3 separate regions of the Mus musculus genome follow, and regions 2 and 3 are each linked to region 1. A link is a loop called in an ENCODE intact Hi-C map of the cell type or tissue named here. Cell type or tissue: heart. All regions are shown on one strand. Links, peaks and the distances in the headings refer to the core of each region. The heading gives the core; the rest is flanking DNA.

Evidence for each region. A loop is a pair of places that touch in the nucleus more often than their neighbours do. Peaks named below come from ENCODE experiments on the same cell type or tissue, not always from the same donor. Only the 100,000 strongest peaks of a DNase experiment are listed, where the experiment ranks them.
Region 2: it touches region 1 in a loop (4-fold over the local background); 2 of 42 quality-filtered maps call a loop at or near these places.
Region 3: it touches region 1 in a loop (17-fold over the local background); 15 of 42 quality-filtered maps call a loop at or near these places.

Annotation. Positions count from the first base shown.
Region 1 is chr6:51,166,448-51,176,482 of GRCm38, reverse strand. No RefSeq gene overlaps it. Among named protein-coding and RNA genes, the nearest start is that of Gm32328, 5.0 kb to the right of the region's middle. In heart, for the core only: CTCF peaks have their summits at 3,485, 5,522, 5,828 (motif pointing right) and 8,231 (motif pointing right); DNase peaks (open chromatin) are centred at 3,482, 5,362, 7,612, 8,232 and 2 weaker places; H3K4me3 peaks cover 4,818 bases; H3K27ac peaks cover 4,901 bases.
Region 2 is chr6:52,713,581-52,723,615 of GRCm38, reverse strand. Tax1bp1 (Tax1 (human T cell leukemia virus type I) binding protein 1) reads right to left here and starts at 9,887. Exons shown (of 18, transcript NM_025816.3): 1 at 9,761-9,887; 2 at 2,150-2,318. The coding sequence starts at 2,311. In heart, for the core only: a CTCF peak has its summit at 5,591; no DNase peak of the experiment used is centred there.
Region 3 is chr6:49,210,847-49,220,881 of GRCm38, reverse strand. Igf2bp3 (insulin-like growth factor 2 mRNA binding protein 3) reads left to right here and starts at 5,928. Exons shown (of 15, transcript NM_023670.3): 1 at 5,928-6,585; 2 at 7,555-7,615. The coding sequence starts at 6,411. It overlaps D030074P21Rik (a long non-coding RNA gene), which reads left to right and starts at 7,622. Exons shown (of 2, transcript XR_869057.2): 1 at 7,622-10,035. In heart, for the core only: no CTCF peak of the experiment used is centred there; a DNase peak (open chromatin) is centred at 6,581; H3K4me3 peaks cover 5,000 bases; H3K27ac peaks cover 4,841 bases.

The DNA.
Region 1 (10,035 bases), core at 3,346-8,345:
ACCCGATGGTTTTCTGCAAGCCTGCACGCCGGGCTCAGGGGTTTCTGGGTCTTGGCTCTCCAGGCTTCTTAGCAGCCTTCACACCTGACCCAGGGACCGAGACAGCGTTGCATTGCTGCAGCTGCATCGCTGGAGTATATGCACCACAGGGCTGGTGGATCATTGCAGAAACCAAAACCAAAGCACAAGCAGAGAGATCTGACACCTGGGACAGATGTGACTGAAAATCTCTTCAAATTTGTCATTGTTTTTTTTTTTCTTTTTTCCTTTTTTCCTTTTGCTTTTGATCCTTATGTTTCAGTAGAACATGCAGTAGGTCTTCTCTTTACAGTCCCTTGTCCTCTGTCCCTTGTTGGTAGATCAAGAATATTCTATTTTGGAGACCAGATTAGTTTTCACTTGTGGGGGGAAGGGAGTGGAGAGGAACAATTTTTCAAGCCCCCACATACCAGGATTTAACGCTATTACTAGCTGCTGATGTAATATTGAAAACCGTTAACATTTTGTTTAGAGTTATTTTTTTTTCCCAAGGTGGAAACGTAGTCCTTTGGGTCTGAGCCTGTAGCATTATAGACAATCACATCACCTTCTCTTTTGAGGACAAAAGAATATCTACACGTGTGACAAAGTAATTATTTATCGGAGATAACAAACGCTTTGATCTCTCTTTTGTCTGTCTTTCTTTTTCTTATTTTTGGATGTACATCTCAGTATCTAATAATATCCAGGGACATTTGCATCCCCTGAATTTTCCAAGGCAAAGAAGGGACTTCACTAAGGTTCAGTAATGGATTCTCCCCTCCATTTTGGTTTTCTTGATCCTTTAGATATTTGTTTTAGGCCAGTCGGCCCACTGCTGTAGTATCTTTGTTAATCGGAGAGGTTTGCTGGTGCATGCAGTAAGTGTAGGGGAGCTATTTGATCTGCACACCTGAGGCGTGTCTAGGGACACAGTCATTCATAGAGGGAAGGATTTGTGCCCTCTCCTGCAAGACTGCCACAATCCCAAGTATCCCATAAGCTAAAGCTCTTTATGCACTCAACACTCAATTTGTCTCAGCTCTCATTTTCTTTCTTTTCTTCCTTTAAGTATTTATTTATTCTTATTATGTAGACCGGGCTGGCTCTGAACTTAGGCATGAGCCTACTCTTAACCCCCCACCCCGTGATGCATGTCTCAGACTTTTGACATGTTTCGTTTTATTTAGCATTTTGTTTAGTCATGTTTTATTTTATTTTAACATTTTATTTAAACAATATGCCTGCTCTGAACACAAGTGTTTAGTCCTAAAACACCTTTAGCTTTTTCCAGATAGTACATCCAGGCCTGGATTCCTCCTCAAGCAAGGAAGGCCAGCGGGGGAATTCAGGGACAACACCCCTAGCATCTATCAATTTCAAGGTATTTGGTTCATTTGCAGACAGCGGCGCGGGTGGATGAGAGGCGCTCTGCTCAGAAAGGCCTGTGGAGAGGTTTTGGCTTGACATTCACTTAGCTTGACACAGCTAAGACTGGGACTTAAAGTGAGCCCCCTGGGGACCTAAGGCAGACCCTTTTCTGGCCCCATCGCTTCTGTGTTCCTCCTCGCGCACCTGGCCAGTCCTGCACAGTGGCCCAGGTCCAGAATTCGCCATCAGGAGACGCAAGCCCGCCTGGGTTTAAACCCGGCTCTGCTACCGGAAGTCATTTGATAAATCTCAGGCTGGCATTTCTAATCTTTGCGGCTCCTCAGTTTTGCAAATCTTTAAACAAGCTGTAACCTCCTTCAAACAGCGCGCCAGACAGACAACCCCCAGGGTCAGACAGAATGCATCTGCACTCCACTTCCTCCAAGGTCAGGCCCGCACCTCTTCCAGCACCTTTCTGTCTGCTGATTCCCGTGCACTCATCCCGCAGCCCAAAACCCAGGAATGTCTCCCACCCTGGAGGCCCAGGTCTGAGCACAGGAGACTCATCGAGCCCCTGGGGGCAGACCAGGGGGAGAGTACCCTCCGGGCAAGATCAGCGAGGTGGGGGTTGGTCGAGTGATTTATGGTGCTTATCAACGTTTTAGGAAGCAGAAATTAACCTGAGGAGGATTAGGCCCCGAGCTTTGAAGTGCGTTGTTTTGTTTTCCTCCCGTCCACTCCCAGGATCAAACAGTTCCTGTTCCTTCCATCGCTCTCCTCCTACTCCGGTTGTCTCTTCTCCCCTCGCCTATGCCCTAACAAGCCCTTTTGCATTGTTTTTCTTAATTTCAAATAGAAATCTTTTGACACTAGCTACCGAGTTCCTGTCAGTGGTCTAGAAACAGAAAGACCCCTCCCCCATCCCTGTCCTCCGGGAATAGTGTTTAACGTTTGAACATCCACTTTCTGTTTGGGAGATCAGAGGTAGCAAATCTGTAACTCTTCTTTTCTTTGGCACTTTCTTCCCATCCAAAGCCCTTAGCCTAGTCCCCCAGGGAGGCTGGCCTTCCCGGGAAGAGGGCTAGGTTGAGGTGCTTGGCCTTCATCTCTGGGCGAGTGCTAACTTCGCTTAGCTCATCACACCTCCGGGTAGTGCGGATTCCTGGATGGTCCTCTTAGCTCTCCAGTCTTCCAGGGCCCGGGACTGTGGGGTGCTCTTTCCACGCTGCTCTTTATTCCCCCCTCCCCGACATTCAAGCTTCCGAGCGGAATCGTCTCCCGCAGTTCTTTCCCGGAGGCGCTAGTTGAAAATGCAATTTCCTTGGGGGGGTGGGGGTGGGGGGAGAGTGGAGAGGCAGGGGGTGTGGTCCGGCTGAGAGTAAAACAGAAACTCGGTTTGTTTGGGGTTCTGAAACCATCCATGTTTTATTGCATCCGCCTCAGAGTCAACTAAGACTTAATGAGCATCCAGGCGGGAAAAGCACAAGGAGATTTGCTCGGTGCTCGGGAGGGGACCTGAGTGAGGGGAGTCTGTTTACTTTCTCTTGCAACTAGAGGTTGCAACATCTTCCCCAAATGGCTCCTTCTAGTGCCGGGGGTATAGACAGGCAAGTCAAAAGGCATCAGGTTTCAGCTCTCTGAGTAATCCAAGATCATTCAGCCAAGAAGACCTTCGAAGTTGGCCCTGTCTACAGCTTGTAATGAAAAGGGTAATCTGTCGTGTAATGAAAAACAGTACCCACAAAACAAACCAGTCTCCGACGGCCTTCCACCTCGCACCACTCTACCCTAAAACCCGCCAGTGACAAATATTACTATCCAGTTCCACCCCCAAAAGAGGAAGCAGTAGATCTTCCTCTTAATAACTTCCCAAAGTGTTACAAATAATAAAAGGGGCGCATAAATCATCGCCCAAGCGACTCAATGCGGACCACGAAGGATTTACTTCTCTTGAGCCTTAGCTTCCAATCGCTCTCTCATTGGTTTATTTCTCGAAGTCCGCCCCCAGATCCATGCTCTTATTGGTCAATATGGCAGGGTGACGAGTAGAAAGGGCGTGGGGTTGGTGGGAGGCTGGATTTTTCCAGTGCGCAAGCGTTCTAGGGTGTGCGGGTGTGATTGACAGCCAGGGGGAAACAAGTGCGCGTGCGTGGATGAGTGAGCCAGTCAGAGACACACAGAGACAGAGACACACAGAGACAGAGACACATAGAAAAAAGAAAGAGGGAGAGGGATGGAGAGAGAAAGAGAGAGAGAGAGAGAGAGAGAGAGAAAGGAAGGGGGGGAGAGAAAGAAAGAAATGAGGTGTAAGGAGAAGGAAGAGAGCTAAGGTGAAAGAGACCTATGGCGAGGTGGTGGGTGCTGACACTGGTGGGGTGCAGTCCTAGCTGCAGGCATTTCCCGCTGAGTCAGATTGTTGTGCCCGGTCCTCCACAGATCCTCTAGGAGGGCCTGGAAGGGATTCACTGAGGACGGTCTTCACCAGGCTAACTGTTGGTAGGGAGTAAAGAGAAATAGGAGGCTTGCTTTCCTCTAGGAATCCACTTAAAATCGCCAGAAGTTTATTTTTATAGCCGTGTTATTCGTGCATTTCCGGAAAAGCACACAATTCAAGCCCTCAATGTCCCAGGTATCGTAGTCCTAGGCACTCCACTAATAGCCAGCATCACTCCAGCCCTGTGTGGCTTCTCACAAACACATCTGCCACAGCTCTCTAAGCGGCTTGTAATCGAAGAGGCCCGAGAAAAAGACACACTGTAAGAGTGCTTGGGTGGAAGGAAAAAAAATAAATAAAGAGGAAAAAAATACGTAAAGGAAGAAAATTAGAAAAGTGCAGCCACTAAAGAATAGTGACAGAAAAAAAACCAAACAAACAAATAAACAAACAAAACTACCCGCCCCATCCCCAAACATACGTACAAACAAAAAGACAAAACCGCGGAAGGACAAGTCCGCTCACTACTGAGTGGAAAATTTGGAAATCATTCCAGGACCGGCTTTATACAGAAGGATCAAACCCGGTTTGTGTAGATGCCTGTTAACGCCTGCTACAAAATTCTTGAGAGGCGAGGGCCGGTGTCTGCAGCTGCAGCCGCTGGGCCGCTGCCCGCTTGCATCCAAATTCCAGCGTCTGGAAGCGAGAGGCCCGGATTGTTTCCTCACTCCGGCCGGCCGCGGATTCCTTCCTGCACGTATTTTAGGGCAATAATAAACGCCTTGTGAAGCTGGGCATGTTTTAAATTACAATATTCCTGGAAGATCTAGTCGAGAATCTAAGTGTTTGGCTTTACGAATTTCTAAATTTAAAACTGTCCATGACTTCTTCACAGGCCCTACAGATTTTTTTTCCGTTAAAAAAAAAGTGTTTATGTGAGGAGAAATGTGCAAACAAAAGCATTCCAGTCTGTGAATGCACGGTAAATAAATACGGAGGAGAGGATGATCTAAGCGTGTCATTATTGATAAAGTAAAAAATGTTGTTTTAGATTCTCTTTTCTGTGTTTTTTCTTACGAAGCCAAGCTTTTAGCTTGCCTATGTACTGAAAGCAGTATTTTGTAAATACATTTATTTATAAATGTCATATTCATTTTTAATTTGACAATGATCATTTGTAACAAAAAATTGTTAGCTTAATTTTAGGAGTTTTATTATTCGTTTGACTACTTATTGATATTTTAAGCAGCAAACCTAAAATTAATAACCAAGGCTTTGATAGCTGCTTATTTTTGTTTCATTGAAAGTCCTTATTTTATTAGGTAGATATATAGCTGAATTAATTTTTGAAACGATGAGTAAAAACGATATTTTTCTTTCGCTTTGCTAGAGCAAAAGTATATTTTCATTCTTCTCCGTCCGACTCCTGCTCTTCTAGCAGCCACAGCAAACTGACAGGCTCCAGCCTGTTGGAGGACTAGTATGCAAATTTCGGATGATTGACACCTCTAGTGGAAACCAATCACGCTACAATAGGCTGCTGATTGGCTAACTATGGTCTGACGTATAATTGACGTTTTTAAAACATATTATCCAATCACAACAAGTCATGCAAATAAGTGAAGGAATCATATTACCAGAGATCAGAGGAAACTTGAGTACGCCCCCACGTGTTCAGTAGCCGGTACTGCAGAAACTACTGCCAAACTGTACGAAATACTCAATTCTACTGCTCGCTTTAGCCTTTCTTAAACTTTTTTGTCACTGAATATAAATGATCATTAAAAATTCCCCAAGAGGTATGATGGTTCATTTAAAAATATCTATGTGGCTACAGACTTTCAGAATCTATCCCCGTTTTTTTGTTTTTGTTTTTTGTTTTTGCTAATATTTTTATCCTCAAATCTAATCTTCTGTAACGAAGATCGTCCTTCTTCGTCTCAAGAGGACGAAGTTTACACAGCCGTTTGGTGAAGAAATCCCTGTAGGTTCAGACCTACAGGTCAGTGGAATTTGGTGGCTGTCGTGAAGTTCCACGTGTTACCGCCAGATGGCATAAGGCTCATCTTTTCTTTGCCTCTCAGCACTCTCCCCAAATTCTGCAAGTAATTTAGAAAAATTAATAACCAAACAGTTTTATATTTTATAACCGAGTGAAGTGGGACACCCTTGTACTATTAGAAAGCTACATATTACGAAAATCAGTTTGTTGGTTGTTGCTTTAATGGGAAGCTTCCTCTTGAGACTTTTGCCCAGTCAAGTTTTAGAGTAAACTACACATTCAGTGTTTGCAAAAACTTTTCCTTAAAGGGAACTGGGCGGCCATAAGGGATCGAGGCGGCCGCGCTTCGGGAGTGTCATTTTCGGTTTTTTAGGAATTAAAGTGAAATTAAAGTTGGAGGGGAAAGCTTAATTTTCCAACGACCACTCTTCCTTTCCCCAGATGCCTGCCTGGTCGCAGCCCGGGAGCCGAAGGTTGCGTTGCTGCTTTCGGACACATTTGCAGTTAACACACCCGGCTCTTTCAGCGATTCGTGTTGGGACCTCGGTCACAGGAAGGACTTTCTGTGCTTTAGTATCGTTTCTAGGGCAGCGCTTTTGTTTTGCCAACTCCAGCGGAAGACACGAGGATGAAACCCCGGGAAAGCTTTATCTCTGGCACCTCCAGTGTATATGTTTTTCTCTTTGGACTTATCAGGAAGAGAGGTGTTCGTGCGACCACAACCCCAAGGCCAGACTAAGAGCTAATGGTATTTTCAGAGGGGAGAAGGGAAGAAAGAAAAGAAAATCAAGTTGACAGGCGAGCTCTGCAGTTTCCACGAACATATTACGGGTTGACCACGCGGCCTCTTCACCCACCCACAAAAACCCCTGTACTCCGCTTTGGATCACTATACCTAATAGTCATGAAATTTAAAATCGTACCCAGTCTTCAAAAAATAACTCTGAAAAAGGCATATTTATTACTTTAAAAAAAATCACTCAGAATCCAGCCACGAGGCCCTCGTCCTACAAAATAGCGATTCATAGGCTTGTTACTTTGGGTTTCCCGTCTGCTGAATTTTATTTAGAAGCCAGTGATTAGAGTGGTTTCTCTAGTCCTCTCTCCTGCGGCCCCCTAACTGAGTTTACTTTACACCCTATCTCTGGATCCCGAACCTGCGTTACTTCAGCTCTGGTGCCTAAGAGTCAACTTCACAAACTGCAGGGGACAGACAGGAGGGCCTAACACTATCTTTGAGTTAGAATTACTTCTCCAGAAGTCCCAATCTTAAGTTTCTTATTTTTTACTGCCTATAAACTTATTGGCCTTTTATCTTCCGAAACAAAACACACTTAGAAACTTAAGTAAGAATTTTTGGGTACGCATAGTTCCCTTTTATGGGGTGGATGGAATTGAGTTTTTTTCAGTGCTTTAAGGAAAAAAAAAAAGCGTCTTTAAACAAACGGAGAAGGGTCCTGGAGGAGGACTATGGGGCCAGCTGCCCTTCCTAACTTCTCAGTCTGAGACTTTGGCATCTTCCGGGCAAGCGTGGGTTCAGGGCTTGCGGGGCAGATTGGCTGGCAGTTCCGTAAACCCAGGCTGGATGGAAGGCCGCAGTGCCCCCGGGCCCCAGAGCGGGTTTCATTTCTGCAGGGACCTCACCGGCGTCCCGCCGGGCGCTGTAAATCAGCCTTTCCTTGCTAGGAGCGCGGGGATGAGCACCGGCTCTCACCCTACGCCGCCTCCGGGGTCCATCAATCAAGCTCTCCCGCCCCAGCCTGAGTGCCGCCCGGGGCGCCTGCTTTGTGTCAGCCTGCAGCGGGCCTGGGTGGGGCGCCCCAGGGTTCGCAAGGGTCTGGAACACCCCTCAGTTTTTCCCACCCCGGGACGTGGTGACTGGAACCGTGATCTCTAATCTACAGAGCGAGTCCCCTCCTTTGCTGACGCCCCAATCCTTCCCCACTTCGTGTGATCCCTTCAACAATGTCACCCCAGAAGGGGCGAGGAGGATTCGTCACTAGCAACTTGATTTCCCCAGCAAATCCCGTTTCTGGACCTCAGTTTCTTGACTGTAAAACGATAGTTCCTTCTTCCTTCCTTCCTTCCTTCCTTCCTTCCTCCCTTCCTTCCTTCCTTCCTTCCTTCCTATCATCTACCATCAATCATTTATCCATTTTTATCTAGTTCCAGTGTTCTTTTGTTTGTGGAGAAGCATGAGCCTTTTGCCCTATACAATTTTTAAAAAAATTCCTTTCCTTCCGCTCAGATCTTCCCTCAGTGTCGTGCGCCTCACTCCACCCCTCCCTGCTCCCTGTTCTTTACAACTTACTGGGCACCAGACCATTGCAAAAAGCAACTCCATCCCTCAAGACACAGACCAGAACCTTGGGGAACTGAGCCCCGACCCGCCCTATTCCTTCTGGAGAGGCCACCAGGGGGCGACGCAGACCAAGAATAGAACAACAAGGAGCCACGTGTCTTTCTCCCAAAAATATTGTCAGGCTGGGCCTTGAACACTTTTCTTAGCTTCCCTATAGTGATTTCTTTTGCCATTTCCATTTGATCCTCGGCGCTCATACTAAATGGCTGTAGTCTGGGTACGTGGGGGAAGAAGGGTCACAAGCATAAGGAAGAGCAGCGGATGTCCAAGTGACAGAACACAGGAAATGTGCCAAATGCTAATCTTAAGCACCAAACTTTGATTCTTAGACTACGAAGGTCACACAATTTAGTGGGGTCTGGGCTGGAACCATCAGACTACAAAACTGAGGTGGAAAGCACACTCATGCATCCCTTCCTACTTTTTGGTTCTGTTTGTTTGTTTGTTTGTTTGTTTTTGTTTTTGTTTTGTTTGTTTGTTTGTTTGTTCCGAGACAGGGTTTTTCTGTATAGCCCCGGCTATCCTGGAACTCACTTTGTAGACCAGGCTGGCCACAAACTCAGAAATCCGCCTGCCTCTGCCTCCCAAGTGCTGGGACTAAAGACTTGTGCCACCATCACCAGGCCTACTTTTTGGTTTTTATGGTACGGTCAAGGCACAGGTAAACATGAGAAAGAGAGGAGCAGAGTGAGGTGAGACACCGACACTTCTCAATGAGCAGCAGCCATCGTCGATGCTGGAGGTTGTCTGCATGGGAAGAACAGAGAAGGTCCCATCCCTGCCCTTTCCGTGGAGGGACTGTTTAGATCATACTTTTATTTGTGGCTGTGTATGCTTTATGGTGTGGATTAGCTGAGCCCCAGAGGACGGTGGGCCTTGTTCACTGTGGCCAACGGAAAGATCTTCAGGAGAAAACGTGTAAGGTTGAAATATCTATTCCCACATGTGCAGAGGCTCTTGGATTGTGTTTGCTTTCAAAATCCATAAATGTTTTTATTAAACTATCTCTTTCTTGTGGCCCAGGCACGCATAAAGTATTTGCCACGTGTGTAAACGCTTCCATTTTGGTCTTCCTTGAGGGAAGCTTTGTAGCTCTGCAGTAAATATTTGCTCTGGGGTAAACCTTGGCAGGCAATCACTGGACTCCTCAGTGTGGTTTCATTGGATGCTGGGTGCACTTGTGTGCACATGTGCCTGTTTTAACAGCACACACAGAGGAGAAATTGCAGGAGACCTTGGGAGTTTTTTTATTTTATTTTATTTTATTTTATTTTATTTTATATATTTATTTTACCAGAGATAGAGAGGTGTGTAATGACTATAATTATGTGAGTGAAATTATAAAATGAACCCAAGTCTCTTTCAAATTTGAGTCTTCTTACGGGGCCATGGTGGCTCATGCCTGTGTTATCAGTACTTGGGAAGCTGAGGCAGAGGGATTGCCATGAGTTTGAAGTTAGCCTAAACTAAACAGTGAGACCCTGACTCAAAAAAGCCAAAAATATTTTTTTCTTTTTCTTTTTTTGGCAAAAAGATTTTTTTGATTCTTCCTTGTATACGGCCAGCCTCTCCATTCCCCACATCATGCCAAATCAAGTGCTCGTCTGTAGCCATCTTTCATAACAGCTTTTAACATAGTAGTGTTTGGGGGCAGTGAGTGTATTTAAAAGTAATAAAGTATAGGCTTTGCTTCCTAAATTCTATTCAAAACAGTAAGACTCTAAAAATCAAACAAATTATGATCTTTATTTTGTTTTAAAATGTGATATGGTTTCATTTTCCTCAGTGCTTTAATCTGTAGTCATGTTTTAAAAATTCAGAGGAAAAGAAAAAGACAGACCAATGGGA
Region 2 (10,035 bases), core at 2,531-7,530, 1.5 Mb before region 1:
AGCAGCAAGGAAAAAGTCACCATACAAGGGTGACTACTACCTGCAGATTTCTCAGCCAAAACATTACAAGCCAGAGGAAACCTTTATCATACTATAATGGGTGGCTTAAATCACTTCTTCCAACAAAATGTTTTAAGAAATAAGAAAAGCTTGAAACAAAACATTCAAACAGTTTTAGATCTACTATCCACAGCAGTTAACTAGTTTATTATCTCTGCAGAATAGGTTTATTTGTGGAAACAGCATGTAAGACTCATCAAATGGCAGAGGACTTCACCATGGGGTCTTCATAGAAACCTAAGTTTGGGAGCCTAAGCTTGTATTGCAGCCAAAATAATATAACAGACTCTGAGCCTTGGCATTTTGTGGGCAGGGCCTATGATTCTTGCGTGCCCAAGCATGCACACCAAACTCAGAGTTCTGAGAGCTAGTTAACAGAACTTGTGATTGAGACCCTTCGGGTTATTCACCTTGGGTTTCACAAATTCAAGATAAGCTGGGCTACACAGTGAGGTCTGGCCACAGTTAAGATTCTGCCCCGAGGGAAAAAAAGAAAGAAGAAAATGAAAAAAGATTTAAGGCTTTAGCTACATCATAAATGTCCTATAGTAAGAACCTGGTTCAATTAACTAAATGAACTGATTCAATGAATATGTACATAAATATTATGACACATTTGGCCTTATCCAGATCCTCCACTCTTTCAACCCCTTTGCTGATTCAAGTAAGGGTAATGACCTGCTTCCTATGGGCACTGAGGATTATTTTCATATTCAAATTCAACAGAGAAATGGCAGGAAGACCCTGATCCAAAGCCTCAGGGATGATTATGTTAAGAGGAAAAGGCATTTAAGACATTTTGCCTGCAATGGTACTTTAATTGTGCATCTAGAATATGGAGAGTACTTCAGCTGAAGGGATGACCTTCTCAAGAACACATGCCAGTTCCTGACAGAGACTGGACAATCAGCTGAAGGTTCCCAAGTTTTAAGTGCTTGTGACTCGCTGAAGCTCAAGTGAGAATTTCCTTGCAATGAGTAGATTCTCCCTTCCGTCCCTTGTTCTGTCACAGATTTAAAAACCTCACAGCTTGTATATGCAACCATTTAGGGTCCACTTTTAGCTTAGACTAGTGTAACTCTTTCATGCAATAATAAACAGAAAAGAGCCCAAAACCTTTTCCCCTAGCCTTTTGAAACTGTATCTGTTCTCCACTATATTCTGAAGAGCCTGAAAATTGCATAAAACCTCCAGCATAGGGAATACCAAAGTAGTAACCACTGAAACGTAATTTTCAAGTAAATAATATGAAAAATGATTGGTGACTATATGAACCAGCCCACAAAGAATTTACTGTTCTCTCAAGTAAACAGAGTATTGACCTAAAAATAATACAATAACAATATGAGCAATATTTAAGAGGTACATAACAAAAGAGGCAATGCATGGCTACAGAGATGTACAAAATCAATCACAAACGACAAGAAGAGACAGTATACAATTTGAGAATCTTTTAAAAATGATTATTTTCCCCCTTTAAGTGTGAAATGGGAGAGAATTTGGAGTTTTTGGTTTGTTTTTTTTTAAGAGATTCTGAGCTGAGGATACAGCTCACTTGTACAGCACTTGCCCATGAAGCTCTGGATTCAATACCCAGCACAGACAACACAAGTTCGTGCACACACAGAGAATATTCTAAAAGTTTTCGCAAAAAACCCAAGTTGGATCTTTTGATCACAGAGAAGAAAACCTGTGGAATTAAGTTCCCAGTGTTTAAATGACTGCACAGTGTTTAGTATTTCATGGTGATATTTACAAAACTGAATCTTAATGTAGTTTCTTAAGACAAGGTTTAGTATAAGTTAAATCCAAATCTGTTTAAAGAAAATATTCAGGTTGTCAAGATAGCTCCTCAGGCAAAGCTGCCTGCTGCCAGTATGAGGACTGCAGTTCAATCACCAAGACTTATATGATAAAAGGATACAACCAACTCTTCCAAGTTGTCCTCTGACTAGATACAAACGGTATGCACACAGCACACACACACACACACACACACACACACACACGCCACAAAATAAATAAATGTAATTTCTGAAAAGATAAAATTAAAAGAATCCATGTGGAAGAAATATTCAAGTTCTCTTACCTTGAATATACCAACCCAATCTTTGGAGTGTGGATGGATATACGGAGTTAAGGTGTAATGGCACTCCAAGTGTGCATTAGGAAGGTAACTTTTAGCCACATTTTGAAAGATGACATGGGCAAAATTGGAAGTCTGCAATTGGACTTCTTGAAAGGATGTCATTGTGAATCTGAAAAGAGCAATTCATACACGTTAAACACTGTCAAATAAGAATAAACTTATACTTTCAAAACCCATATAATTTTTAGGATGGGGATACAACTCAGTCAAGTCCTTGTTCCTCATCTATGAGGCCCTAGGTTCAATGCCCAGCACCATACACACACAAACACAATTCTAATTCTAAATATTTGTATGCCTTAAACATGAGAAATATTCCTTTAAAATATGACCAAATATAGAAATATAGAAACTATAGCTAGTATGACTCAGGAAGAAACACTTGAGTTTAAAATCGAACAAAATGGTAAGCTCTGTCTCAAAACAAAACTCAACTAAATGCAATGCAGCTCTCCGGGAAAGCTAAGCTCTCTATTCTAACCAAAAGCAAGCAAGCAGTATTTTAATGGAGGCTCTGCCAATATAAACCTGATGACTTCTCTTTAGCAATAGACACTAAAAAAAGAAAGGAAGGAAGGAAGAAAGACAAACAGACAGTTGAATATCTGTATGTTATCAATTACTGCTGAATTAATGCTTTCTTTCTGTATGGAAGCCCTGAACACCATGTTTATGTTCAAGTTCCTCCTTAACTCCCATCTCTCTCCCCAGATTCTAGAGTTTGGATTACCATAGTGAACCTGATGCTAACATTTGTTTATATTTTCGGACCATATTGTAATACCCTGAACCATCACTTCTCAATCCTGGTTTCAAATCAGAATTATTAAGGGCCTTTAAAAGAAAACAATTATGATGATTCTGTGTGCATGCACATATAAACACACTCTCCTAACCCAGTCTCTAAAAATTCCCTTAATCTTGTATGCAGCTGAGTAGAAAGCCAGTTCTTTAACCCACGCTCTGCCAGCCTTCCTGGGATTTAAGCATGTAAATTTCCTCAGTCAGTCTCTTAAAACAGTTCATCATACTTGTTCCTCTACCTATATTGATGTTATCCTTTCCTTCTAGGTGTAATATTATCTTAAAAAAAAAAACAAAACAAAACAAAAAACTACCTTACCTACAAGTATTCATTTACTTTACCTATATACTTATTAAAAATAAGTAGACATTAACTGACATACACACAAGTGACATCTCATAGACTGAGAAGGTTATATTTAGGAATATATATGATATGCATATATGCATGTATCAAAAATTAATGGATAAAGGGGTCATAGATTTGAAAGAGAACAAGAAGGATGGTATAGAGTAGGGTTTGGAGAAAAAAAACAGAAAGGATAAATGGTGTAATAGTCTCATAATCTCAAAACATAAATACATAAATAGTGGGTATTAAAAACAAGAAGAACCAGGTATAAAGGTATTTGCCCTGCAAACCTGGCAACCCAAGTTTAATCCCTAGAATCCATGTGGGAATTGCAAGGAGAAAACCACCTCCTGAAGTTGTCCTCTGACCTCCACAAGTGGCCAGTGGAACCTGCATCCCATAGCCACATAAACAATACAAATGTTTAAGTTTTTAAAGTATAGCACTAATGAGATATATGATGTTGGAAAATACACCATCCAGTAAATGCTCACCTATTTAGTATACAAACACAAGATGAAAGACAGAGATAGACCACAAAAAGCACAGGACTCAAATGGTTCTGTTTTGTTTGTCTGCTTTATTTTAGTTGTTTATTTAAGACTGGGCCCTGCTTTGTAGCCCTGGCTTGTCCATAAGTCTCAGCAATCCTACCTCAACCTCTTTTCTGCTGGAACTAGAAGCCTGTGCCACCAGCCCAGCTTCAAATAGTTTTCTAATCTGATTCACTTTTGATAAAAAAGGAAAAACAATGATGGAATTTACTCAAAGAAGCAACTACAGAGCACATCACAGACTCAATACAATCATTAATTATACATCACACACAAAAGTAACTGCCTATAGCACTTGCTTCTAAGTCATTACAGAAGATCCCTGCAACAATGAAGGAAACCAGGACAAAAAAAATTGCTAACTAATCTAATTTACTTCACAACTCAATGAAGTTTCTACTAGAAATCACAGCGGTAGATGCTGCTCATTTGAACAACTATTAAAAAGTTTATTAACTAGGCATAATGCTACAGGCCTACACCAGTACTCTGGAAGCTGAAGCAGGATTGCCTCAAGACTAGCCATGACTTCATAGTGAGACTAAGAACATCTAAAGACTAAGAAATAAAAGCCATAACCCAGCTAGGCAGGTGATAAAAAACTGTAATCCTACATTTAAGCAGGCTGAAGCAGGAAGATAGTTCAAGGCCAGTCTAGGCTACACAGAGACCCTACCTCAAAAGAAAATGAGGGAGAAACCAACCAACCAGGAGAAAACATGCTTGCTGCAGGACCACTGACTGGATGAGTTCTCCTTGGAAAATTATATAGGGAGATGAAAACTGCAGTGGGATAGATGAATGCCACTTGAAAGAACAGACAAGTTTTGTAAAAGAAGTCAATCCAGAAGCTAGAGGGGAGGCTCACACTTTGAAATACCATCCGATTCAAGATTTAACAACAACAAAAAAATATATATATGCTTTATATATGCATGATGTGCATGTCACAAAAGTAAGAATCTGTGTGAAGCCAGGCGTTGTGGCCCAGAATTATAATCCTAGTACTAAAAACAAAAGAATCTGGAGTCAGTGCTCAAGCTACACAGAGATTTGAAGGCCAAGCCTAGGCTATGAGGCCTCCACCCTCACCCTCCAGCAAAACAAACAAACAAACAAACAAACAAACAAGGAGACAGATGGCTTGCTGGGTAAAGTACCTGTTTTTGCAACCATCAAGACCTGAGTTCATATCCCCAGGCACTTACCTATAAGCACCAAATCTTTGGGAACAAAAACAAGCAGATCCTAGGGATTCACTAAGCCAGCTAGTCTAGCTAAATCAGCAAACTCCAGGTTCAATAAGAGACTGTCTTCAAAATAAGTAAATGTGGTGGAGAGCCACAGAGAGGAATGCTTAACATCTACCTCTGGCTTACACATACGTGCGCGCACACACACAATTTTGGTCTGTTTGGGGTTTTTTTGCTTTTGTTTTTTTACTTTTATGAAAATATAGCTTTTAATTTTTAAAAGTTAAAGGAAGAATCACAACTTGAATCATCAGTTTTAAGTTAGAAAAAAAAAAATTCTGACTCCCACGTAGTAACTCTGCTTCACTCTTCTCAAAGATAATACACTGAAATGATGGGAAAGCTACTAAAAACATTGGCCTTCACTGAGAATGCCGAAGTGCATAACCTAGAAGAGAAGCCATGTGCAAAGTCACTGCATCACCATGTGGTAACGCCTGGGACTGACATTCAGAGCAAAGAACAAGTCCTACTTAGTTGGAAAGAGAAAATACAGCCAGGCAACTTCACCAGGCCAGACTCTGCTTCCTTGTCTCTAAGGCATTTCTACAGAAACAAGTGCAGTAAGTTGGGAAGAGAATTATAAATTAAAAATTCCCAGTTACTAATTGAAGGGCCTGACATATGTCTAGGAACCAATGTCTGAAATGCTACAGCGAGCCCTTCCTATTGTAGCCTCAAGGTTCTAACACCAGCAGAACCTCTTTATGTGTGTCAGGCTGTAAACTACTCTCTATGACAGCATTTCTCAACCTAAGAGTCTCAGCTCCTTTCCAGGTCAAATGAACCTTTCACAGGGGTTGCCTAAGATCATTCAAAACCACAGACACTACAATTTATAACAGTAGCAAAATTAGAGTTATGAAATAGCAACAATAATAATTTTATGACTGAGGGTCACAACAACACGAGGAACTATAATAAAGAGTCTCAGATTAGGAAGACTGAGAACCACTGATCTTTGCACTAAAACCCAATTTTATTATTTCTACAATTCACTAATATCCAAATCAAGATGAATAAGGAGATAGTTGGCATTAGCTAAGCAAATGTCCAAAACTAAGAAGGAAAAAAGCACTTCTTTCCATGCTATCTTTACTTACACTTGGGCTTTTACTAGCCCCAAATGGAGCAGCCTCTTGTGGTAGTATTTCTTCCAGTGGCTCCATATGGAACTAAATGACTTTTTCAATTTTAAGTATTTCACCTATCCTACCAATTAAGTTTCAAAAAATCTGGGTGATAAATTACATTATATTTTTTTAACTCTCCATCACTTAGCTACAAAACAAGTAAAAAGGCAGTCAGGCGTGGTGGCGCACGCCTTTAATCCCAGCACTTGGGAGGCAGAGGCAGGAGGATTTCTGAGTTTGAGGCCAGCTTGGTCTACAAAGTGAGTTCCAGGACAGCAAAGGCTACACAGAGAAACCCTGTCTCGAAAAACCGTAAGTAAAAAGGCTTAATTTCTACCATTCACTTTAGAAACTCCAGGAGAAGAAAAAACAATGTGTTTGGAGGAAAGAAGGGGGTAATGAAAAAAACAGCAAAAGTCTTAATTTCATTGCTCCTGTTTCCTTTGTGTGCAATCAGAAATTTCAAAAATAAAGTCAATAAAAGAAAATAAAAAACCAAGCTAGTAACAAACCCCTGTGTCTAACTTACTTCAATAGAAAACACTGCATGAACACTTTTGTACCATAATTAAGATAAGGGTTGACAGCCATTGTTTTTAAAAACCTTCAATTACAAAAATAGGGGCCTATTTCTAGCACTTTGAAAATAGAGGCAGGCAGATCCCTGTAAGTTTGAAGAGGCCTGACCTACACATTAAGTTCCAGAGCAGCCAAGGCTACATACAGAGCAAGACCCTCCCTCCAAAACAAAAAACAAAAAAAACAAAACAAAAAACAAAAAAAACAAAAAACAATGTGTGTGTGTGTGTGTGTGTAAAATGTCTCCAAACTTAAATCCTAAATGACAGAAACATGTGAAGGAGAATAAAAATAGCCTGATGATTTAACAAGTCCCTTATTTACTCTTCAGTCTTCTGCATAGTTTGTAGAATAGCATAGCCTCAGAAAGATATTAGCAGCCAACTTTGAGGAGGCAGGAACAAAGACTTGTTAATCTGCACTCCTGAAGCCATCTCTATCTCCACCAGCCTTGATAGCTGGTTATTCCTATATTCTGCCCAGCTGTGGTTTTCTCTTTTGAGAAAGACTCGCTGTGCAACTCTAGTTGAGGCTGGCCTCAAGCTCACGACACTCCTCCCTGCCTCAGCTCCCAAGCGCTATAATCCCAGCTGATAAAATATCAGATCCAATTTAACTTAATTTTTGTATCTTTTAAAATACGTTCATTTGTAAAACACTGTTCTTGGCCCACAAGTATTAGAAGATAGAACTTTGTAATTTCTATTAAGGCTTATTTAGAACAATGTAAACTTTAGAGCTACAAGTGCAGAAAGCCCAAAGTTTACATACTAACAATCAGTCCAAAGAAAATACACCAACAAGCTTCACAGGTGAAGCAGGGCTTGGTTGAAAACACCTTAACATCAGCACTCAGAAAACAGGCAGAAGCCAGCCTGGTTTCCATGCAGAGCTCCAGGACAGCCAGGGCTACAACATAGTTAAGACCCAGCCAATAAATAAGTAAAAATAAAATTTACAGGTAAGTTAATTCTTCCAAGGAAATATAAATATATAGTTAGAACTGCATATAAAAACTTTAGCATCCGGCTGGCGAGATGGTTCAGCAGGTAAGAGCATTGACTGCTCTTCCGAAGGTCCTGAGTTCAAATCCCAGCAGCCAATCACCCATAATGAGATCCGATGCTCTCTTCTGGTGTGTCTGAAGACAGCTACAGTGTACTTATTTATAATAATAAATAAATGTTTGGGCCGGAGCGAGCAGAGGTCCTAAATTCAATACCCAACAACCCCATGAAGGCTCACAACCATCTGTACAGCTACAGTGTGTGTGTATTAAAATAAAATAAATAAATCTTTTTTTAAAAACCAACTTAGCATCCTAGGGGATGGAGCGCTGACTCAGTAATTAAGAGCACTTACTGCTCTTACAGAGGACCTAAGTTGGGTTCACAGCACCTACATGGTGGTTCACACCATCTATCACTCTAGTTCCAGGAGATCTGACATCCTCTTCTGACTTAAGTCAGATATAACCAGGCATAAAATGCAAGCAAAACACTCATACGCATAAGTCTAAATTTTTTTAAAAACAGCATCCTTTAAAGGTTACAATTTATAATTCCAAGATGTTATTTTTGTCCTAGAAAAGGTACTCAATGGTTACATTTCACATACATTTCACATACACGACTGTGATTCTAAGAGCAAATGGTATGCAGCTAATGTAATAACTTGAAAACAAATAATACAATACAACTGTATTTGAAATTTAACAAATAACAAAGACGAGGGGGAGGAGGTTAACCAGTCATTCCTAGCATAGTCAAATATATTCTTGCAGAAATCTAAGATAAGTTCAGGGCGTTTGCCTAACATTCGAAAGGGACATACAGAAATCCAATTTACCCCTGAGAAGAATAGAATGGAGGCGAGTCCTTGGCCTCAGCTTCTTCTCCACACCTAGAGGGTAACCTGGAGATCACAAACCCACTTAATCAACCCACTTTTAAGGAATGTTATTCAAATAACCATTTTCGAATGTTTTGGGATTGAACACTAAAATTTTAATTATATTTGTTCGTGTCCTAATCATGAATTTTTACCACTTGGCAAAAAGCAGCATACTTGGCAGATACTTAGCATTAAAATGTCTAACATACCAACATAACGATAAAGCCGGAAATCTATCATAGTCAAACGCCACAACGTTTTCCAACAAAACTTTCAGGAACAAATTGTACTTCATATTTCTCAACAGGGAAATACAAGCGAACACCCCAGCTACGTTCTAACAGTACAGTTTTCGGGCGATGAGCGCTAGCCAGAACACGTCTTGCACCTTCCGCCGGGTCCAAAACACCGGGGAGAGTCAGCAGTGGGTGGAGCGAGGGAGGCGGAGTCGTGAAATCAAGTCCAGACGACCACAGAGCGAAGCGATCCTCCCCAAGATTTCTTAAAGCCTTCTCTTGGGCACCAGAGGGGGAGGGCTGCTTTCCAAACAGCAAGACTCAACTAATCTCTCAGCCCAGGAGAAGCCGGAGATCAAGCCAAGCCAGGTAAACAGCCAAACCAGGCGACACAGGGAGTCCCCGCCTCTTCCTCCAGCGGAGACTCAAACCAAAACAACCCAACGGGTCCTCCCCGGCTCGCCGCGGCCTAGCGCGCCCGCCACCCGTCCCTGGCTTGTTAGACGCCGGGGCCAGCCGGGGCCAGCCGCGGCCTAGCACGCCCGCTCCCGCCACGCTTCCCACTCTACGGTCACCCCAAGCCCAAAACACGTCACAATCGCGGCCCGGGGGAAGCTCGTCCTTGGGAAAGAGAGCTTCGTCACCACGGAGACCGTTCCCAAAACTCGCCAGGCCCGGGTTCCAGGGCCGAGACGGAGCGCGAGCGCCGGTTACCTCGAAAGCACGCGGCCCGTCCGCAAACCTTACCGGTCAGGGCCTCCGCCCCGCACGCTACGCCGCGCCCCGAACCTCCGCGGCCACCACCACTGCCTCTCAGCGTAGACCGGCTACACCTTCTCTAAGCGGAGAGCCGGCGGTGCGTCACTTCCGCCCCAGGGAGGCTCGCTTCCGCCTCTGCTGCTGCGCATGCTCTGCGGCGACACGCCCCACTCGCTAGCTGTAAAGAGTCCTTTAGTGGTTTCCCTGACAGCTTTTTCCTCTGTGGCTTTTGGTCAGTGATGTAGTCACCTCAAAACACAGTC
Region 3 (10,035 bases), core at 1,860-6,859, 2.0 Mb after region 1:
AGCATGCTAGGTTAATTTTGATAAAGATCTCAGATTAGGTTTTTTCCCCCCAACTATATCTAATGGTACCATACTCTTTATCAACTTCAGCTAAAATATTTTAAAATAAAATCAAATCCTCAAACTTTGCACCTACAGTGGGTTGGGCTCCCCCTTAAAGCTGGGACCACCAGACTGGAGAGGCTCAGCATCAAATTTAATTGAACTCAAGAAGGAATGAACTTCAGTGAGTAAAATGGACATGGTAGTTAGCCAGGTATTTACCTACCGTTATTTTTGCAAGCAAGGAATTAGAAAAAAAAACCCAACTCCTTTATTAAATCTAAAAATGAGCTCTTCATGTATTGACAACATGAGGAATTCATCTGGCCTCAGCGTTTACTTAGGAGGGACTCCGGGTGGTTTTACCAAGAGAACTTTCATTCCTAAGGTTTGGGGAACAGAATTCTGGGATGGAGCGCTCCAACTGTGAGAATAGTAACCCAAGATGTGTCTTTAAATGACAGACCTTGGAAAATGCTGAGCAGGGGTGAGCGCCCCAGCCCGCCCCTAGCTTTCCCTCCTCCTAGGGAGGAAGCCTAGGTTTGGAGTGTTCTCTGCAAGAGGCTTTCCAAGCTCGGACTCCTGGGCCATTTGACCCCTTTAAGTCCGAACACTCTCGCTCCAGCCGCCCTTGCACAGTTGTGGCGCATGGGAAGACACACAATACAGGAGCTGCAACCGATAAACAAGTTTAAATACCCAACTCTCTCCAGCCTCTTCAGGCTCCTCCCCTACAAACAAACGCCTGGCTCTTTTGTTTTCTTCAGTCAGTCTGGAAATACTATGAACTCGCCAATCCCCACCGAGTCTTTTCATGAAAGGTCTCATTCTCCCGGCCCCTAGAAGAATGGGCACTCTACAGTTGTCGACCATGGGAAGCAGTATAAAACAAGACACAGTTGCAACAAGAGCAACCCTGCTAGCTACTACTTACCAGTCCCACAAAGTCTACAGACAGATGAAATTCCAACTCCTGACTTAAGGCTGAACTTTCAAAAAAAAAAAAAAAAATCAATTGCTTAGCCTGATTAAGGAAAAATACTGTTTGTATAAACCTTTGTTTTTGAGAAGCCATTTGAAAATATATCAGGCTTTGGAGTTTTGGCTTGTTTAGATTAATTTTGAAATTTATTTATAAAATGCAACTTTCTCTTTAAAATTCTTTAATTTTTTTTTCTCTTGATACTGCACGGTTTCAAACTACAAAAATAAATCCCAAGCTAAAATTTCCAAATAACCATACCTTCACATTTAAAGTTTCTTCAGTTTCAGCTTATTTAAATCCTAGCTTTTTAGTACTGCACTATAAATTCAGTCTGTAAGTTTTAATCAGTTTGTTCAACTCAAATAATTTGTGACTCTGGGGAGTGACTTTACACCAAAGCTTAAAAGACACCATTTATTAACCACATTAGTGAGATGTAGTTGAATTAAAATAATGTGTTAAACACATGATTACCTGTTTTAAGTTCTTGACCAACTCATTCGTTACTTACAATTTGTTTTTAAAAGCTGCTTAGATAACTGCTTCACTATGGTACATGGCAATTTGTTACAGCCATTCGATTTTAGAGACTAGATCTAAAGAGTAAACTGAACAGTTTTCTCAAAAGAACTTGAAGATAATATGATTTACTACAGCTGAAAGTTAACAATACACAGAAAAATCTTATATTAATTTAAGCCAATTTCCTCAAGTATTAAATATTTGCTGAATAATCTTTTACCGGGTTTCAACTAAATTTGAGTCCCCCGCCCCTGCTAAGACTTTAAGAAAAAAATTAAAATTATCTGTGGATAAATTTGTATTTCTGGGTGGCCCATTTCTTTTTCTCCAGATAAAGATTGGTAAAATCTTTTATGAATGTTGACAAATCAAACAATTTTATACTTCCTTCTTTTCTGTCACCACCAAAGTTCTGATCGTTATATTTTTAAGAAAAAAAAAAAAAAAACAATAGAAATGTATTTATAAACAGAAACCCACCAGCACCTAACAAAAATTGTGGTTGTTTACCTTTTCGGTTACTGATTATTTCGTTTGTTTCGTATGTTTCCAAACCAATTTCGTATTTATTTTTTCTCACCATCTCCACCAAACGTCAGTGAAATTAGTACATTTCAGCTACAGAAATCGTTAATCCTTCAAGGTCGGTTTCAACTTCACCGGTCTTAGGGCAGCTTCAACGAAAACGTGGTCTTAGCAAAGCTGATTTTTACCCGGAATTTTTCGTTTGCTCTCGACCCCCCGCCCCCCCTTTCAGAGGTTGGTTTTGGTTAAAACAACCGTGCGGACCACAAAAGGAGCTGGGGAGGGAGGGGGTTGAACGAGTTCTCTAGAAGTTTTGTTAAATTCAGGCACCTGGGAACATAATTTGGTTGTGCTTCTTTGAAATGAAAAAAAAAAAAAAAAGTAAAAGGAAAATAGACCGACACATTCGAAGACCTAAAAATAAAAGATGAGTTCGGGGTCGTGCGCGTCCAAAACCCCGACCTCCACGCTGGCCCCGGGTACCACGCGCTGCCGGACTTGGGGCGAACAGTTAAAGGGCTGAGCGCTGCGAGCGGAAGCCCACCCCTCACCCACAGCCCAGCCAACAAGGGAGCAAAGGGTTATTTTCGCGCCACAAAATATGTAAATACAGGGGCGGCCCGAGGGCCAATGGGTGGAGACCAGCTAAGACTCCAGAGGCGGCAACTGTCGATGATAGGCTCGCTGCCTCCACCAATCGGCGAGCGGCTCCGGCGAGGGCGGCGCCTCTCCCGGCGCTGGGTGAGGGTCTGAATCCTTGCAGGGCAGCCCGTCAGCGTCGGAGCCCCGCCCTAGGTCGCTTTTCCGCGCCATCGGCGGCCGCCCCGCCCAGACAGAGCAGAAGCAGCCTTCGTTATTTCTCTGTGGGGACGGAGCATCCTCGAGCGTGCGCCCGCCTCGCGAGTTTACACGCAGTCTCCATGCTTGGATGCAGCCGTGTGGTCAGGCTCCAGCGGCCCATGAAGACTTTCTCTTGTGTGCGTTTCGACGGGTTCCTCTTCTCTGCGCGGAGCTGAAGAAAGGAAACAAACCGCCCCATCTTCTCGGCTCCCAGGCTCCATGTTTAATACAGATAGAAGTGACAGATTCCGGAGTGAGAGCAGACCCAGGTCTCGGATCTCGCCTCTGGTTTGAACAGAGTTCAGAGGAGCGGTTCTCGAGAAGAGTGAAACGCGCCCACCGGCGTGAGGGTGTCAGGCCCCGGCCAGGGAGCCCTAGGGCCACCCTTTGCTTTGCCCACAACCTGTGGCTACAGCAGCGGTAACGGACCTAGGCATACTTTCACGTTACACAGAACCTCAAACATTTTTACTTTTCCGGGTCATCAGAAGAAATGTAGCTATCGAATGTGTAAACAGATGGGTGGGAATCCTTCCTCCGTGGAATTAATATTACTTAGGGAGCTACAACTGCTGAAGAATTGTTTTGGTTCATATACAAATAATGTGAGAAAGTTCTTTAAGGCATCCATATAATTAACTTACGAATCTGAGAAGTTACACGGATTTAATAATATGTGTTCTGGAAAAATTCAAGTATTTTTCGCTCGAAAAGCTAAATTAATAATTACCCAGTTTTTTTGTTTTTGTTTTTAATTTTGCCACGGAGTGTATACTCAATCTCCCAAATGTTTGGCAGATTGGAAGTGGTTTATGTCCACTACCTTTTTGATGTTTCAACTTTATTATTGGAGTGTTAAGGTCCTAGACAAAGTATCCAGTTTGTTACAACAATAAAACATTAAATTCACAGGCGCCCAGGAACATATTCATTAAATTGACACACTCTTGGTTTAAATTCCAGCTGTTAAGATTTGTTTGACAGTGACAGATAAAAATAATATATCCCATGTTTTTAAAAGTAGTTATTTCGTTAGATATAATTTTCAATAAAACAAAGTACATTTAATCCAGGGGAAGGGGGAATCAATACAATTTGGTAGCAAGCTGATCAGTTTGCTATTAAAAAATATTAAGTTATATGATCATATTCAAAGTGATTTCCAGAAAAGCAAACATTACAAATCAAAACATTTCTCCAACAAGGCTTGGTTCACAAGTACTACAAAATTAAATTCGTAAAATTTATAGTGATTTTTTTTGAATGCCACAGAAGTCTAAAGGAATACATATTTTCCTTGAGAGCTGCTTCTCTTTCCAAATGCATGAAGGCGAAGAATAACTTTTTAAAATAGCTAGCTTAGCCTTAAAAATTCACTTCCAAAGATGTTCTTTCCAGATTTCCAATAGTTCTGAATACTGTCTCATAATTTCATAAAGACCATTTTACTAAATTAAACTTAGGTGAAAATACTATTAAAGTTTGTTTTCATTTATACAGTTGGGTTTGCTTAGCAGGAAAGAAAAACCTGTTAGAAAGAATAGTTGCATTGAAAATGGGTGATCTGACACCTTCCGGTTACTTCACACAGAATTGTAAGTTCCTTTTAAAGACAAAATGCAAATACTCTAGATCTTTCAATAATTTCACGTTTTAAAAACAAGCTGCTACTTGTTTTTCTGTCAGAGATAAAGTATTATTAAGTTTTTTTTTTGAAAGAGAACACCATATCAAATTATCAATTGCTGAAGGCGTTTGTAGTATGAAGCACATATTTTCTCTATTCACATTTTTCAACTTGCGAGAGTAGCAAAACATTAGATTTCTGCCTGTATTTTCAGGCTATATAGAGCTTAATTTCAGTCATCCAAACCCGGCAATTTCTCTTTTCCATAAAATGCCTGTTAAAAATATATCACAAGTTATCTTTGAAGCCTTTGAGTAGAGCACACAACCATTAAGCCACAGTTGAAGGTTTTCACAAGGACAGGGGTACTGCCCTTTTTTCCCTATTCCTGTTCTCCGGCTCACATTTAGTAGGATCAGGAAGGCTCCACCGGGCCCAGACCCAACCCCCCAACCACCATTGTGCTCGTTACCTACAGGGAAAATTATGAATGGCTCTCACAGTCAAAGGAAGGCGGAAAGAGCCGAGGAATAGTTTCCCAGCGCGGCCGCCACCTTAGGCTGACGCTGAACAGGGTTCCCTTAGAGTCCCAAGTTCTTTAACAAAAATTATTTAAATAAAAGTATCAGTCCTCCCCCACACCCAGCCCTCCCCCTTCGAAAAACCACAGGAAGCGAGGGTTTCCCTTTAAGTACCGACTTTTCCCACTCGGCCACCCCCAGCCCCACAGCCTCCGCCCCGCGCCCCTCCCCCACGCGGCCAGCCCGCCCCCGGCCTCATTTATCCAGAGTCTTCTCGTAGCCGAGCAGCCAATGAACGGCGAGGCGGAGAGCCACCCGGAGCGCAGGCGGAGGAGGTGTCGCGTAGACACCCGCCCAGGACGTCGGCTCCCCTCCCCCACGCCGGCCCGGGCCGCCCCGCTTGCTCGGTCCCCGGGGCCCTCGAGGGGAGCGGCGCTCTGCCCCCGGGTTCTACTTTCCCCGGTCATCAGAGCCACCGACTGAGTTCGAGATTGTCATTCAGATTTCGTTGTTAAGTGACCCATTTTTTAAAAATCGAATGGTTACAAACTACGGTAACTGCAACCGCGGGACCCCCTAACCGCTTCCTCATCTTAAGGAAAAAGGATCGTTCGTCTGACCCTCCCGAGGCTCGGACCCTTTGGAAACTCGCCGTGCCCATCGCGCCTGGCGCCGGCTGCAGCGGCTGGACGCTCTCCACCCCCTCCCCGGCTCCGGCTCCGGCTCCAGCTCGGGGTCCCTCCTCGCCCAATCTCGCTTCCCCTCCCCCTCTCGCTTTTTTTTTTTTTTTTTTTTTTTCTCTTTCCTCCGAAACCCACTCTAATTGAGGCGCTGGGATTCCTCACGTGAGACGTTGATTTGTAGTTTGAACACGTGGCTCATTCAAAAAGCCGGACACTCGGAGCGGCTGCCCCCGCCCCGCTCCCCTCGCCGCTGCCAGTCACCCCTCGGGGTTTTTTTTTTTTACGGGGAGGCGGCGCCTGCCCCACGTAGTGTGATATTTTCACAGCCCGCTGGCCGCTGCCAAAGGGGTTGGGGAGGAAGAGACAAAAAGTAGTTTCCCCCCGCGCCTCCTCCTTTCTCTCGCTAATCCCGCCTCCTCCCCAGAGTTAGGAAGACTCGACGCTGGGCTCGTCGCTAGGCTTTTTCTTTCTCTCTTTTTTTTAATACCCAGAAGAGGAAAAAGGACCCTGGGATCTGGTTTTCGCCCGCCGCTCCCGTGCTTGGGTCACTGTGTGGGTTTGAAAGCCAAGAGGAGAGGAACAAAATCCACCGGCTCCATCCTCCGCCGTGGGTGCTTTTTTTAATTTAGCATTTTCCTCGGGTTTTAAAACGACCCCTTTTCACAATGAACAAATTGTACATCGGGAACCTCAGCGACCACGCCGGCCCCGCGGACCTGGAAAGTGTCTTCAAGGACGCTAAGATCCCGGTGGCGGGCCCCTTCCTGGTGAAGACGGGCTACGCGTTCGTGGACTGCCCGGACGAGGGCTGGGCCCTCAAGGCCATCGAGGCGCTTTCAGGTGGGGCCCGCGCGCGTGGTCGGGGCCTCCCCGTCTCCGCAGCTGCCATCCGGGACCCCGCTTGCGGGGCGGGTGGGGGTGGGGAGGGGGACGCGCTGTCAGTCGCGGGGCGCGGCGCGGCGCGTGCTGCAGGCCGGGCCAGGCGGGCCTTGGGGCCCAGCGTGGACGCCCGCCGGGCCCTCTGTCTGGTCGCTGTCCCCCAGCCGTAGAGAACAGAAAGTGGCCTGAGCCTACGCCCGGGGGGAGGCCGCGTCCAGGCGGTCCCGCTCCACGCCGCCGCGTCCACCTCGCGGGGTCGTTAGAGCGAAAGGGGCAGGTGGGCGGCGGCGGCCGGCTGTTGCCAGAACGGCAGCCCTGCCACGCGCGGCGCCGCAGTCCCGGCCCGTGCGCGCAGCCGCGGCCCGGGTGTCTGAGTGCGCTCTGCCTGGATGCCCGAGGGGAGAGCAGCTGTCCGTGCCTTTCGGTTTCCACCGTCCCCAGCTGGACTCGAGGCCGGCGCCTTGATGGGTCAGCGCGCGTGGACCAGCACCCCGGCCGCCCAATCTCCTCCTGGCACCCTGGCTCTTTAATCCCATCGCCCAGTGCTCCAGGCCAACCTGGATGTGGACCAGAAAGAAGGCCGCGCGCCCCCATGGCAGGCTGTTTGTTGGGGGTGTGTCTCTTGCAGACCTTGGGGTGCGGGGTGGCCCTTGGAGGGGGTCAGGAGGCGAAAATTGCAACCCAAGTGGTGAGCCTGACTCTTGCTCTCCCTCCCCAGCTTTCTGCAAGTTAAAAAGCCACACCCACCCGAAGGGTCAGCTCTGCACCCTCTCCTTGCCCTGCTCCTCCCTTGTCCTTGAGTCGGGTGGGAATCTTGGGGCCCTGCTGAGGTCACTGAAGCAGGGTGTGTTTTCTCTTAAAGACTGTAGATTTCAAGGTGGGGAAAGCTGCTGAATTTAGCCCGTCGTCTTGCCTCTTGTGTGTTCACAGGTAAAATGGAACTACATGGGAAACCGATGGAAGTTGAGCACTCGGTCCCTAAACGGCAGAGGTGAGCGGATTTACCCTTTTCTGGCCGCTTTTTAGGGAGGAAGCACAGAACACAGATGCAAACTCGGACCCTTTGGCTTACACGCTGGGGCCACGGTTCAGCTAGCTCTTTTTCTGCTTGCCTTTAAGTTTATGGCAGGTGTGTGTGCGCGCGCGTTGATAATTCTGGGACGTAAATGGGGGCTTGCCTGCGGCCCCTGCTTCTGGGTTATTGTTGCTGTTTTAAAAGCCTGTCAAGGAAGCTCTCACAGCTACATGTTCTTGGCAGAGCAGGTTTAGGTCTCAACTGGCAGCCCGAGTTTCAAAAGCCAATAGTCTTTGGGAACCTACGGGATTTAGAAGACAGGTCCAGGACAGATGTGGAGAAGCTGGTCCGCCGTGGTGGGCGCTTCTAATACAGGAGGAGGAACACAGTTGCTTTTGCCCTGGTTCACTGGCCAGCCAGCGGCCATTGGAACACAGTGAATGCTGGGGTCCTGGGGCCTTTCAAACACTCCAAAGTTGTTTTTTTTTTTTTGTTGTTGTTGTTTTTTTTTTTCCTAACAGTGCCTTTGTTCCAGCTCCTCCTGTCCCTTGGTGTATTTTGCTTACAAATAATCACCAAGAGACGGTGAAGGCTGGGGGAATCTGCAACTTCACTGAGATTTCTCTTCTATGAGAGCATCTGTAGCTGTCACTTTACAAAATATTTGCAGGCTATTTTAGCTACTGAAGCTTTTTGGAGAAGCGCCCCCCTTCCCCTCCCTCCCTGCCCTCCCCCCCCCCCCCCCCCCCCCCGACTCTGTAACTCTTAACTGGAAAGACTGAGGTTAGCCTGCTGGGTTTTGCAAGGTGGGGTTAGGGTTTCTGGCTGGCTTTTCAGTCTTCCCCCATTCCTAACCTGGAGCAAACAATAAGCCTGAAGTTAATTCAAACCAGGGCTGTGTGTATCTGGTTAAGTGTTTCTGAGAGTGTGCTCTGGGGGACAGAGGGATTTGCCCTGCAGAGACAGAGGGCAAGAATGCTGTGTGACTGTTTTGAATGAAGCTCTCTTCCACATGAATCACTTCACACTCCTCGTTTTAGAAATAAACTAGTGTGGATACTTGTAGGTTCCTTTTTAAGTCCTTGTTTAATTTCGCCTAAGATAATTGGAAAGATATTTGTGTAACCAGATTTAGGTCTATTTTGATAAGGGTCAAGTTATTTCATATAGTAGAATGTAGTCTTTTATTATTTTTGTTTACTCTTCTAAAGTAGATGTGGATAAAAAGTATCAAACTGATCTTGGTTTCATAGGAATTTAAACAATTGAGGCACAACTCATTTGCCCTTAAGAAGTTTAGAGACCTAGCCTGTGAATCAGCCATTTTGGAAAAACGAACCTTATTGCACACATGCTAGTTGGTTTCATGTTTATCCAGTGTGTCTTAGTGCTTGTCCCTCCGGCCCCCTTCCCGTCACTCCCCTCTCCCCCCCAATCTTTCAAGGGGTTGGTTTATGCAGGCGAGCACTCTACCACTTGAGGCACACCCTTAGCTCTTGGTTTTTAAATCCACTGTAGAATTAAAAGTAAGCAATACAACAAAACGAAGAGCTGGTGTTGTACCCTATTAGTAGAATGATTGCCTAGCATGCCAGAGGCCTTCCACTCCAGAATCCTTGGGCAGGGCAAATGATTATAATTAACAAAGGGACTGTTGTGAATTTAAAACATTAAATGTCTTTTTAAATTTAAAAACATTAAGTGAGTTTTTCAGCTCCAGCTAATGGGTTGACCTCAGTTTGCTGTATCCTCTGTTTTTTATTTTTGAAGTTAATGTCTTCCCATGTGTGGAGAATTAATTTAGGAACTTGGGTAACAACTGCTAGTCTTCCTCCTAAAGCTTTGCTTATGCTGGAAACAGTTACTTGTTACTGTTTGAATTGCAGGGTTCCTCTTTTGGAAGACTAGGAGATAGTAACAAGTGGGGGCAAATGTTTACTGGACGCTTGCTTCTTCAGTTTATTAATAACAACAGAAGCTTTTCCTGCCCTGGCCCCCCACCCCACTACCAGAATGCGTAGGGTTTTAAATGTGGTCTTACTAGCCAGTGACGTAGGCCTTACAGGTAGAGTGAAGTGAGCTGACGGAGTACCTTTCTGTTTTTCTGACTTGGGAGCAGTTGAGTGCTAGAAATCCTTTACTGAAGTGTTTTGCATAAAGACTTCTGTGTCTCTCTGGAAACTTTAGTGTTCATCTCCATTATAGTTTAGTTTTCACTGACCCTTGAAGCTGTGCAGTTCTTCTTATCTGGACCCTTCCATCATTTCACAGGCTCTGGAAGAGCCAGGAAGTGACCTGGCCCCTATGTGCGCACTCACCCACCTATGGCAAGGTGTGGATTATTTTGTTAGTGATTGATCATGTGGATTGCTTTGATAGTGACTTGATTGCACAGC